Regions from separate parts of the Mus musculus genome. Here region 2 is linked to region 1. Evidence: chromatin contacts called from ENCODE POLR2A ChIA-PET data. All regions are on one chromosome and are shown on one strand. The core of a region is the stretch at or near the end of the contact, and the rest is flanking DNA. Distances in the headings are between cores, read along the strand shown. Region 1 holds the start of Rce1 (Ras converting CAAX endopeptidase 1). Region 2 holds the start of Rbm14 (RNA binding motif protein 14).

Region 1 (4,583 bases), core at 927-3,426:
AAAGACAGGGCCAGGGATTGTGGTGTATGCCTTTAATTCTAGCACTTGTGAGGCAAAGGTAGGAGGATCTCTGCAAGTTCAAGCCCAGCTTGTTCTCCACCATATACTGAGTTCCAGACAGCCAAGACTAAATAAAAAGGGACTGGAGAAATGGCTGTGTGGAAGAGGGACCATGCTGCTATTGGTTTGGTTTGGTTCCCAGTATTCACATCAGGCAGCTTGTCAAAGTGTAACTCCAATTACAGGGGACCTGACCACCTCTCCTGTAGACACATAATTCACATAGTTACAAATACACATGGTAAACCTGGAGTAGAAAGATGGGCATAAACACATAAAAATGATGAATAGTGCCATCTTCAGAGCCTGAGGTTCAGGGATATGCTGGGAATGGCTACAGTGTGAGTTGTACAAGGGTCCACAGAAGGGGGATGCTTTGAAAGCTGGAGGCCAAGTAGAGACTGTTGAGTTAGGAGGATGAGGGTGAAAACATCCATATAAACCAAACCACACGTCTCACTAAGGTTCATTCAGACTTCTGCAGAATTCACTTGGTCTTTCTAATTGTTAAAGCACCTGACTCCAGAGAAAAACATTTCAGCCCAGAACACCAAAGACCAGCACAAGAATATTGCCCAGGAATTCCCTGAAGGTAAGTTTCTAGCTTTGGGGGTAAGCCCTGGACTGAAACCAGAGAAATAAAATTCATGGTGTGGAGTGGTCCAGCTATCCAACGATCCCATTCCACTTTAGCCATGCTGCTGCCACCTGGGATTTGGCCGCCTTCCACAGTGATTGAGGGACTTGGAGTAGCAACCGCATGCATTCCTACTTTAAAGCTACTCAATAGGACTTGTGCGTTGTACTTAGTATGTGCACATTAGCCTTTCCAGAGAAACGTGCATTCATTGACTCAGGAGGAATCAGCCAAGGCAAGACTCTGTAAATCTGCACCTGCGAGGCTGGGGATGTAGCTCAGTGTCAGAGTTGGTTTGCTTGTCAATACCGAGTTTGATCCTCCTCTGTGTTTGTTCTTCCAAAACTGGATCTACTACGGATTAGTGATGGTGGTTCCCAACCTTCCTGACGCTGCCACCTTTTAATACAGTGCCTCGTGCTGTGGTGATCCCCAACCATACAGTTATCTTCAGTGTTACTAATTAACTGTCATTTTGCCACTGTTATGCACCACAGTGTAAGTATCTGATGTGCGACCCGCAGGTTGAGAACCGCTGAGCTAAAGCATGTTCACGAGTGTCTAATTCCAGCACTTGGGTGTTAGAAGCAAGATGATCACTTTAAGGCTAGCCTGGGTTTCAAGAGAGTCTGTCTGAACATCAACAACAAAAAGCTGCCTCTGTAGTAACTGCCTAGAACAATACCAGAGAGAGATTGAGTTGCTTATTGCCCGAAGCAAAGCTTAGGTTCAGAGAGGAACTTGAAATGCATATCACCTAGTTTGGGCGGAAAGTTAGATGTCGCCTATCATGGGAGGTCAGGTACTGAAATGTTTTCATCCGGAAAGGTGGAGCGGGAGAGTTAATTTAGAACGATACCCCTGCCCCAACAATCTCTGTAGCATTGGCACAAATCTTCGGGAGTAAGATGAAATGGGCTTGTTCTCTCCTAGAATCCATCGGGCAAGCAGAAAACAAGAGGCCCAAGAGGGGCAGCCCCAACCATGGCAGGGAAGAATCGCGAGTTCTGGGCTCAGCAAGAGACCGGAGCCCGCCAAAATCCGCCACGCGCGACCGCGAGCTCACCGAGGTCTCCCTCACTGCTAGAGGATCGCAGACCCAAGCGGCCCACGGCAGGGCCCAGGCGGCAGAGGCAGCTAGCCCTGCGGGCGGCCTGGAGGTACCGCAGCGAGAGCAGGGCGGGTGCGGGCCTGAGCTACCACCGCCGGGTCCTCACCACCGCCTCCTCTGCTCCCGCAGGACTTGTGGCTACAGGAGGTATCCAATCTGTCCGAGTGGCTGAATCCGGGACACAGGTCCTAAGCATTCTCTCTGAGACGCCCAGCAAGCCAAGGAAGCCCGGGACACGTGTGTCACAACTTCTGTATTTCAATAAAGCCGTTCCAAGCACAAAGTATCAACTATCGTGCAAGGGGAGGGGCGCCCGGGGGACCCGACAACTCGCGCCGCCGCCTGACGTCACCTACGCCGTCGCGTCACTGCCGCGCGCCACGGGTCCGGGCGTGATGGCGGCGCTGGGCGGGGACGGGCTGCGTTTACTGTCGGTATCGCGGCCAGAGCGGCAGCCCGAGTCAGCCGCGCTGAGCGGCCCGGGCTCGGGGCTGTGCTGCTGGGTGTCTGTGTTCTCCTGCTTCAGCCTCGCCTGCTCCTACGTGGGCAGCCTCTACGTGTGGAAGAGCGAGCTGCCCAGGTGCGGGGGATGCGCGCGCGGCCGGGATCTGCGCCCTCGTGGGGCGGGGCTGCGGGCGGAGCTTGGGCCGGACGGGGGTGGGGCCGCGTTGGCGTGGTTGCTGCAGGCCCCCCGGAACTTACTGTCCCTTTTCCTAGGGACCACCCCGCTGTTATCAAGCGGCGTTCCACCAGTGTCCTGGTAGTGTCCAGCTTGTCCCCTCTTTGCGTGCTGCTCTGGAGGGAACTCACTGGCATCCAGGTGCGAAGGAGGTGGGTGGGGCACAGGGCAGCTAGGGGAAGAATCTAGAATTTTGTGGGAGGGAACATCACTAACGCCCCCTTTCCTGTGGCTCAGCCAGGCACATCACTGCTTACCTTGATGGGCTTCAGGCTGGAGGGCATTTTCCCAGCAGCGCTGCTGCCCCTGCTGCTAACTATGGTGAGTCCTGCTTTATTTTTCCAACTCTGTTGTCACTAGTGTAATGACGTGCCCTGCTTGGGTACAGCTTTTGGCAGATGGAAGACAGGAATTATGATGTGGCCCCCTAAGCTTCTGGTGTACATGGCTGGGAAACCCTAGAACTCAGGAAACCTGAGGTCTGGTGAGGCTGACCAAGGGCATAGGTGTGGGCAAGGTCATTGGATTGTGGTAAAAGGCTTTCATTTTATGTTTGCCCCCCCCCCCCAGATCCTTTTCCTGGGTCCACTGATGCAGCTCTCTATGGATTGCCCTTGTGACCTGACAGATGGGCTGAAGGTTGTCCTGGGTGAGTCTTCAAGACTGAGGAAAAGGTAGGCACAGGCAGTCCAGAACACTGGGGAAAGGAGTCAGTGAGATGGTGTGATCTGGACTGAAGAGGTGAGATGTCACCTCTCAGCGTGTGTTTCCACATCAGTAAAATGGATTACATTGCTGAGTACCCTGTAAGTGTGATACTCAAGGAGGCCTGTCTGGACCACAAACAGCACTTGATATGGGCCAGACAGCATCTTCCCCTGCTCTCTCATCATTTGGCTTCCCCAAAGATTGGCCTTGGTAAAATTTGGGTGCCTCTGGAATTTTCTGTGACTCCCTCATCTACTGCTGCCTTCCCTTCCTGCTGCCAGCCATCTCAAGCCGTTGTAATTTGGTCTGATAAGGCTTGTTCCCTTCCCCATTCTGATTCCCAGGATCTCCTAAACTGAGTTTGGCTCGAGTAAATCTGTGGGAGAGGGCCCAGATGTCTCTAGTAACCAGGCACTCACTGCTTATCCTGAATATTCACTCTAGCCCCTCGTTCTTGGGCCCGCTGCCTCACAGACATGCGCTGGCTACGAAACCAAGTTATTGCACCGCTGACAGAGGAGCTGGTGTTCCGGGCTTGCATGCTGCCCATGCTAGCGCCGTGCACGGGTCTGGGCCCTGCTGTGTTCACCTGCCCACTCTTTTTTGGAGTCGGTGAGTCTCGCCCGTCCAGCAATGACGTTCCCAGCATGAGGGCTAAAAATGGGGCTTTGGGTGAGGGGAGCTAGGTAGAAAGCCAGAGGCATATGTGGTTTTCACCTTCCTCCCAGCCCATTTTCACCACATTATTGAGCAGCTGCGCTTCCGCCAGAGCAGTGTGGGAAGTATCTTCGTGTCTGCAGGTGAGGCCTGGAGAGCTGCAGAGGCAGTCAAGGGGTGGGGTGCTCTGATGTCCCTCATAGACACTCTGCGGAAAGGGTTGGAGACTGAGCTATAAGTATTGGACGGGGCCCACTAATTATGGAAGGTGGGGTACAGAGAACAGCCACAGATACTGGGCAGGCAGCCACTGCCAAGGGGACTGGGTGGGCTCTGGCTGTGGGATGTGCACGGCTGGGGTAGGGTGGGCATGCAGTTGTGGTCACTCGCAGCCTCCATCTCCAGCGTTCCAGTTCTCCTACACCGCTGTCTTCGGTGCTTATACAGCTTTCCTCTTCATCCGCACAGGTTGGTCCTCGGCCTTTCATGGGTCTCCAGGGGCCCACAGATGTGGGTGGGAGAAGGGGGACACTGTGGATGCAACTGTTTCTTTTACCACATTCCTAGAGACAGTCTAAGCCAGGGCCCTCAGCTTCTTAAGATCTGAGAGGTGGAAGCAGAGGTTATAATATGGGGGCAGATGAGTATGTGGGGTGGGGGGGGTCACTAACTAGAAGGGCCAGTGGGGGGGGGCGCTGCTTCACATGTTGTGCCCTCTCTCTCCAGGACAC
Region 2 (4,583 bases), core at 1,174-3,673, 190 kb before region 1:
ATCTGAGATAGTTTATTGTCCCTCATCAGAGTGACAGTGAGTACACTTCCCATCCGAGATAGTTTATTGTCCCTCAAAGGATATTTGTACACTCATGTTCTACATTATTCAAAATGGCTGCAGTTTCAACACAACCAAAGTGCCCACTCCTGAAGCAATGGACTGAGAAACGTGGCATACATGCAGTAAAATATCATGCCTTAAAATGAAAGGGAAGTTTGATACACTACAATGTGAAGCTTGAAGACAAATATTTGTATAATATACTTCTGTGAAGTACCCCAAATACTCAAATTTATGGAGAGAAAGTCAAATGTTGGTTTCAAGGGACTGGAGAGAGAGGGTGATGGTGATGGGGATTACTGTTAATAGGCACAGCATTTCAGCTGAGGAAGGTAAACTATCCTGGAGATGGATGGTGCTGGGGTTTGTACAATGTAAATGTACTTGATAGCACAGACTGTGCACTTGGACATGGTTAAAATGATTCATTTTATGTTATATATTCATCTTTGCTGTGGAGCTGTTTCCTCCTAATTATAAAGTGCTTTTCTTGAAGGAAAGGGGAGCTCACATGAACAAGAAACCCACAAAGGGATAGAGAGATGGCTTAGCAGTTAAGAGTACAGGAGCAGCCGGGCGTGGTGGGCACTCGGGAAGCAGAGGCAGGCAGATTTCTGAGTTTGAGGCCAGCCTGGCCTACAAAGTGAGCTCCAGGACAGCCTGGGCTACACAGAGAAACCCTGTCTCGAAGGAAAAAAAAAAAAAAAAAAAAGAACAGAAACAGCTCCCAGCAGCATCCATATGACAGCTCACTAACATCAGGATCTGACGCCCTCTTCTGGCTTCCGCAGGCACTGCATGCACGTGGTATATGAATACATACAGGCAAACATTCATACACACAAAACATTAAAAGAAAGCCGCCAAGACTCAAGAGACCTCTCCCCAAGGTTATTTGTTTATTTGACATAGGGTCTCACATATCCCAGGCAATTTGGGATGACTTTCAACTTCTGACCCTTAAAGCTGTGAGTACAGCAGTGGGCTGCTTTGTTCTGTTCTTTTGAAATTTTTTTAGTTTTGTTTGTTTGTTTTTGAGACAGGGTTTCTCTGTGCAGTCCTGGAACTCACTCTGTAGACCAGGCTGGCCTCGAACTCAGAAATCTGCCTGCCTCTGCCTCCCAAGTGCTGGGATTACAGGGATGGCTTAAATTTTTTTAAAAGATTTATTTATTATTATATCTAAGTATACTGTAGCTGTCTTCAGATGCACCAGAAGAGGGCGACAGATCTTACTATGGATGGTTGTGAGCCACCATGTGGTTGCTGGGATTTGAACTCAGGACCTTTGGAAGAGCAGTCGGTGCTCTTAACCACTGAGCCATCTCTCCAGCCTTTTTTAAATTTAACGTTATTTTATGTGTGTGGGTGTTTTGCTTGTTTCTCTGCGTACCACAGATGTGCAATGGCCAGTTCTCTTGGAACTGGAATTAGCTGGTTTGTAAGCCCTCATGTTGGTGCTGGGAATCGAACTCAAGTTTTCTGGAAAAGCAGCAAGCTCTCTTACCAGTGAGCAGCCCCTCTAAGTTTTTGCTGTTTTTTTAAAGACAGGGTCTCTCTATATCCTTGCCTATCCTGGATCTCACTATGTAGACCAGGCTGGCCTCGAACAAATTTCTTTCGATTTTGCTTCCTGGTTGCTGGGATTAAAAGGGTGCCCACCACTCCTGGCCCCCTCCTCATATATTTTTAAGATCCAACTTTTGGCTTCCTCAGGATTACTGATCTTCTACTTTATGGAACATAATACTGTGATAAACTTCATGCATACAATAAATGGTCATCATCGTAATTCTCGAAATTCCATCAGGTTGAGACAGACAGACGCTCAATATTCACTGTCTGCAAAATCCTCCAGAGCTCAAGCAACCCCAAGTAATGTGCTTGCAAAGAAAGAGTTACAGTCCCTTCCTACTCCAAGCATATAGTGTCGGGGGCCAATCCCAGACTAAAAGGGGTTTGTCCTGGTTTCTCCTCCGGGCGCGGCCTTACCGCAGACGCTGAGGCTGCCATCACAACACCCAGGGTTTGGCTGCGGCAGCTCAAACGGAGGAGCCCGGACTTCCCTAAAGAACAAAGTTTTCCTTGGGGCCCCGCCGGGACGCCACACCCTGGCCGGAGGTAGCTCTTCTGACTAGGCCTCTGCGGACTCGGCCGGAGCGCGCTTCCCCGTCCCCAGCCCTCCTTTCCCCTCCCCCCGAAGGTGGCGGTTGGTCGCGCGCCTCTATGCTTTTTCCACCCCCTCCGTTAACAAGGGGCTCCAGGCCCTCTGGGATTGGCTGCGTCAAAGGACATCTGCTCTCAACCTGTTTGATTGGCTGCTATCCGCGCGCGATGCCGCCTCCAATTGGTTAGGTTAGAGCGCCTGCGCGGCGGGGTTCTCGGTCGCCAGCCATTCCTGTGGAGGACTGCGGGTCGTTCGGACGTTTTGCCTGTCGCTGTAGGAGAGGTCCTGTCTCTCCGAGAAGGCGGTTGCGGCGGCAAAATGAAGATTTTTGTGGGCAATGTCGATGGGGCGGATACGACACCGGAGGAGTTGGCAGCTCTCTTCGCGCCCTATGGCACGGTCATGAGCTGCGCCGTCATGAAACAGTTTGCCTTCGTGCACATGCGCGAGAACGCTGGCGCGGTGCGCGCCATCGAGGCCCTGCATGGCCACGAGCTGCGTCCAGGTCGCGCGCTCGTGGTGGAGATGTCGCGCCCGAGGCCCCTGAACACTTGGAAGATTTTCGTGGGCAATGTATCGGCTGCATGTACAAGTCAGGAATTGCGCAGCCTCTTCGAGCGCCGTGGACGCGTCATCGAGTGTGACGTGGTAAAAGGTAACGCGGGAGCGCGCTCGGGAGGGGACACGCGCGGTGCTCTCTGCCTCTTAGCCACGCCCCTCACTCTGGGGTTGGTCCTCAGGGTTGGGAATGATGGGGAAGTGTGCAGGAGCGGGGCCTAAGGTGCTGGGGGCGAGTTGGGTAGAGCCACCCTTCTCCCCTGCGGTCCCAGCAACATTCATCAAGTGGGAGGAGTCGGTTCCGGGCGGGTGCAGTGGCCACTGCAAGCCGAAGCCTCGGGGCTGGGGACGCGCCAGAGATTTGCGAGTGTGCGGGGTTGGGAGGAGGCGCCTTTTCCTGGTTGCATGAGCCTGGCACCAAAATGAAATGGAAAGGGAAGGGCACCAACCGGATTATGGAGCGGTGAAAAGAGTTCGCCACTTCCCCACTTCCTCTCCAGAATTTGGTCAGATCGAGGGAAAAGGGAAAAGGTTGGGTTGAAGCCCCAAGGCCGCTCTGGCGTTCCTTCCCGATGCTTCCCGGAAGGTAGCGGGCCCTTGGTTTCTCGGGTTCGGGCTTTTTTAGTATTGTCTGGAATGAATCTGCTTGTGGGCATGGGAGGGGCCTTTTCGGAACCCCTTTGACCTTTCAGTATTCGATGGGTTAGCCTTGGCGGTTTTGTGCTTTTTAATTCTTTTCCTCCACCCTCCACTTTGTGTTGGGTTTTACAACTTAACAAGTGGAAGCCCCGGTTTTCTGCGTTATTTTTGCATGTGAAAGGGGGCTATTAAGCCTCTCCCTCGTTAGCCTTTTACTTGCTAAGCTGGTGCCTCCGGGCACAGATGTTTATTAGCTTGGTGAGATTGCAAAGGGGAATACTCTGGCTGGGGGGGGGGGGGGTGTTGAGAGGGGCGTGTGAGATTTCTATTAAACTTGGTTTTAACACCATTTATTTAGTTAGTACTTTTTATTGCTTGAATAATTCTTAGGACAGCTTGCTAGTTTGCTATTTCCTTTGAGGAAATGTCTTTTTCAGACCCTGTTGATTTTCATATGTTGGGGTTTTATCTCTTTATCTTTCAAATACCTGCTTTTTTTATGTTGGCAAGATTTTATGAGACACCCAGACCGATGTGGGTTTCACTGATGAGAGTTAACTTTGCCCTGTCATTTTCAACAGTGCACCCTGGGAGTGAGGCCTTGTTTATTCCCTAGTTGTGCTGTTGTTGGATTCATATCTGCTTGTGCCTTGTAAGGAATTTTGAGGACAGGAACTACATGTGGGTATAGGTGCTTGCTCATTCTCATCAAGGGTTCATTTGCTGTTCTGGAAAGTCACAACTTTGGGCCATTCCTTGTCTTTTCAAAGAGGGGGGTGAAGGGTCATAGGATGTGCATTTATAGGAACGAAATGTTTGTTCTGTCTAATACTGCATTCTGTTTCCTTCAATTCAGGTTATATCTGGAATCTGACTTTACTGCAAACTTTAAGCAGGCTGTGTGATTTATGGGTTTTTGCTTCTGTTTAGTGTAAACGAGTGGGAAAGGTCTCAGTTTGGGTACTTGGTCAGCAAATGCATGGGATGTATGAGTTTTTATGAGAGTCTCAATTGACCTATCTAGTTTTTTTTTTGTAGTTCTTAGGTAGTCTGGATGGTAGAGTGGGAGTAGAATTCAGTACCTGAGGGGGACAGACTCCTTTGGAATTTGTATGGTTCAATAAGCTTTTTCTCTGATGGTAGGCCAGAAATTTGC

Evidence for each region. ChIA-PET counts read pairs that join two places held with the same protein, here RNA polymerase II (POLR2A).
Region 2: POLR2A ChIA-PET joins it to region 1 with 21 read pairs in Patski. The contact joins the promoter of Rbm14 here to the promoter of Rce1 in region 1. POLR2A ChIA-PET finds 5 or more read pairs at or near these places in 3 of 5 experiments (Patski and embryonic stem cell).

The regions. Positions count from the first base shown.
Region 1 is chr19:4,623,238-4,627,820 of GRCm38, reverse strand. Rce1 (Ras converting CAAX endopeptidase 1) reads left to right here and starts at 2,176. Exons shown (of 8, transcript NM_023131.2): 1 at 2,176-2,388; 2 at 2,526-2,628; 3 at 2,725-2,808; 4 at 3,058-3,136; 5 at 3,640-3,807; 6 at 3,924-3,995; 7 at 4,258-4,320; 8 at 4,579-4,583. The coding sequence starts at 2,204. It overlaps Gm960 (predicted gene 960), which reads left to right. Exons shown (of 15, transcript NM_001033447.3): 14 at 574-652; 15 at 1,631-1,980. The coding sequence ends at 1,980. Mir6986 (microRNA 6986) reads left to right here and starts at 3,866; the gene lies at 3,866-3,923.
Region 2 is chr19:4,809,474-4,814,056 of GRCm38, reverse strand. It overlaps Rbm14 (RNA binding motif protein 14), which reads left to right and starts at 2,423. Exons shown (of 3, transcript NM_019869.3): 1 at 2,423-2,885. The coding sequence starts at 2,549. It overlaps Gm21992 (predicted gene 21992), which reads left to right and starts at 2,458. Exons shown (of 3, transcript NR_157185.1): 1 at 2,458-2,885.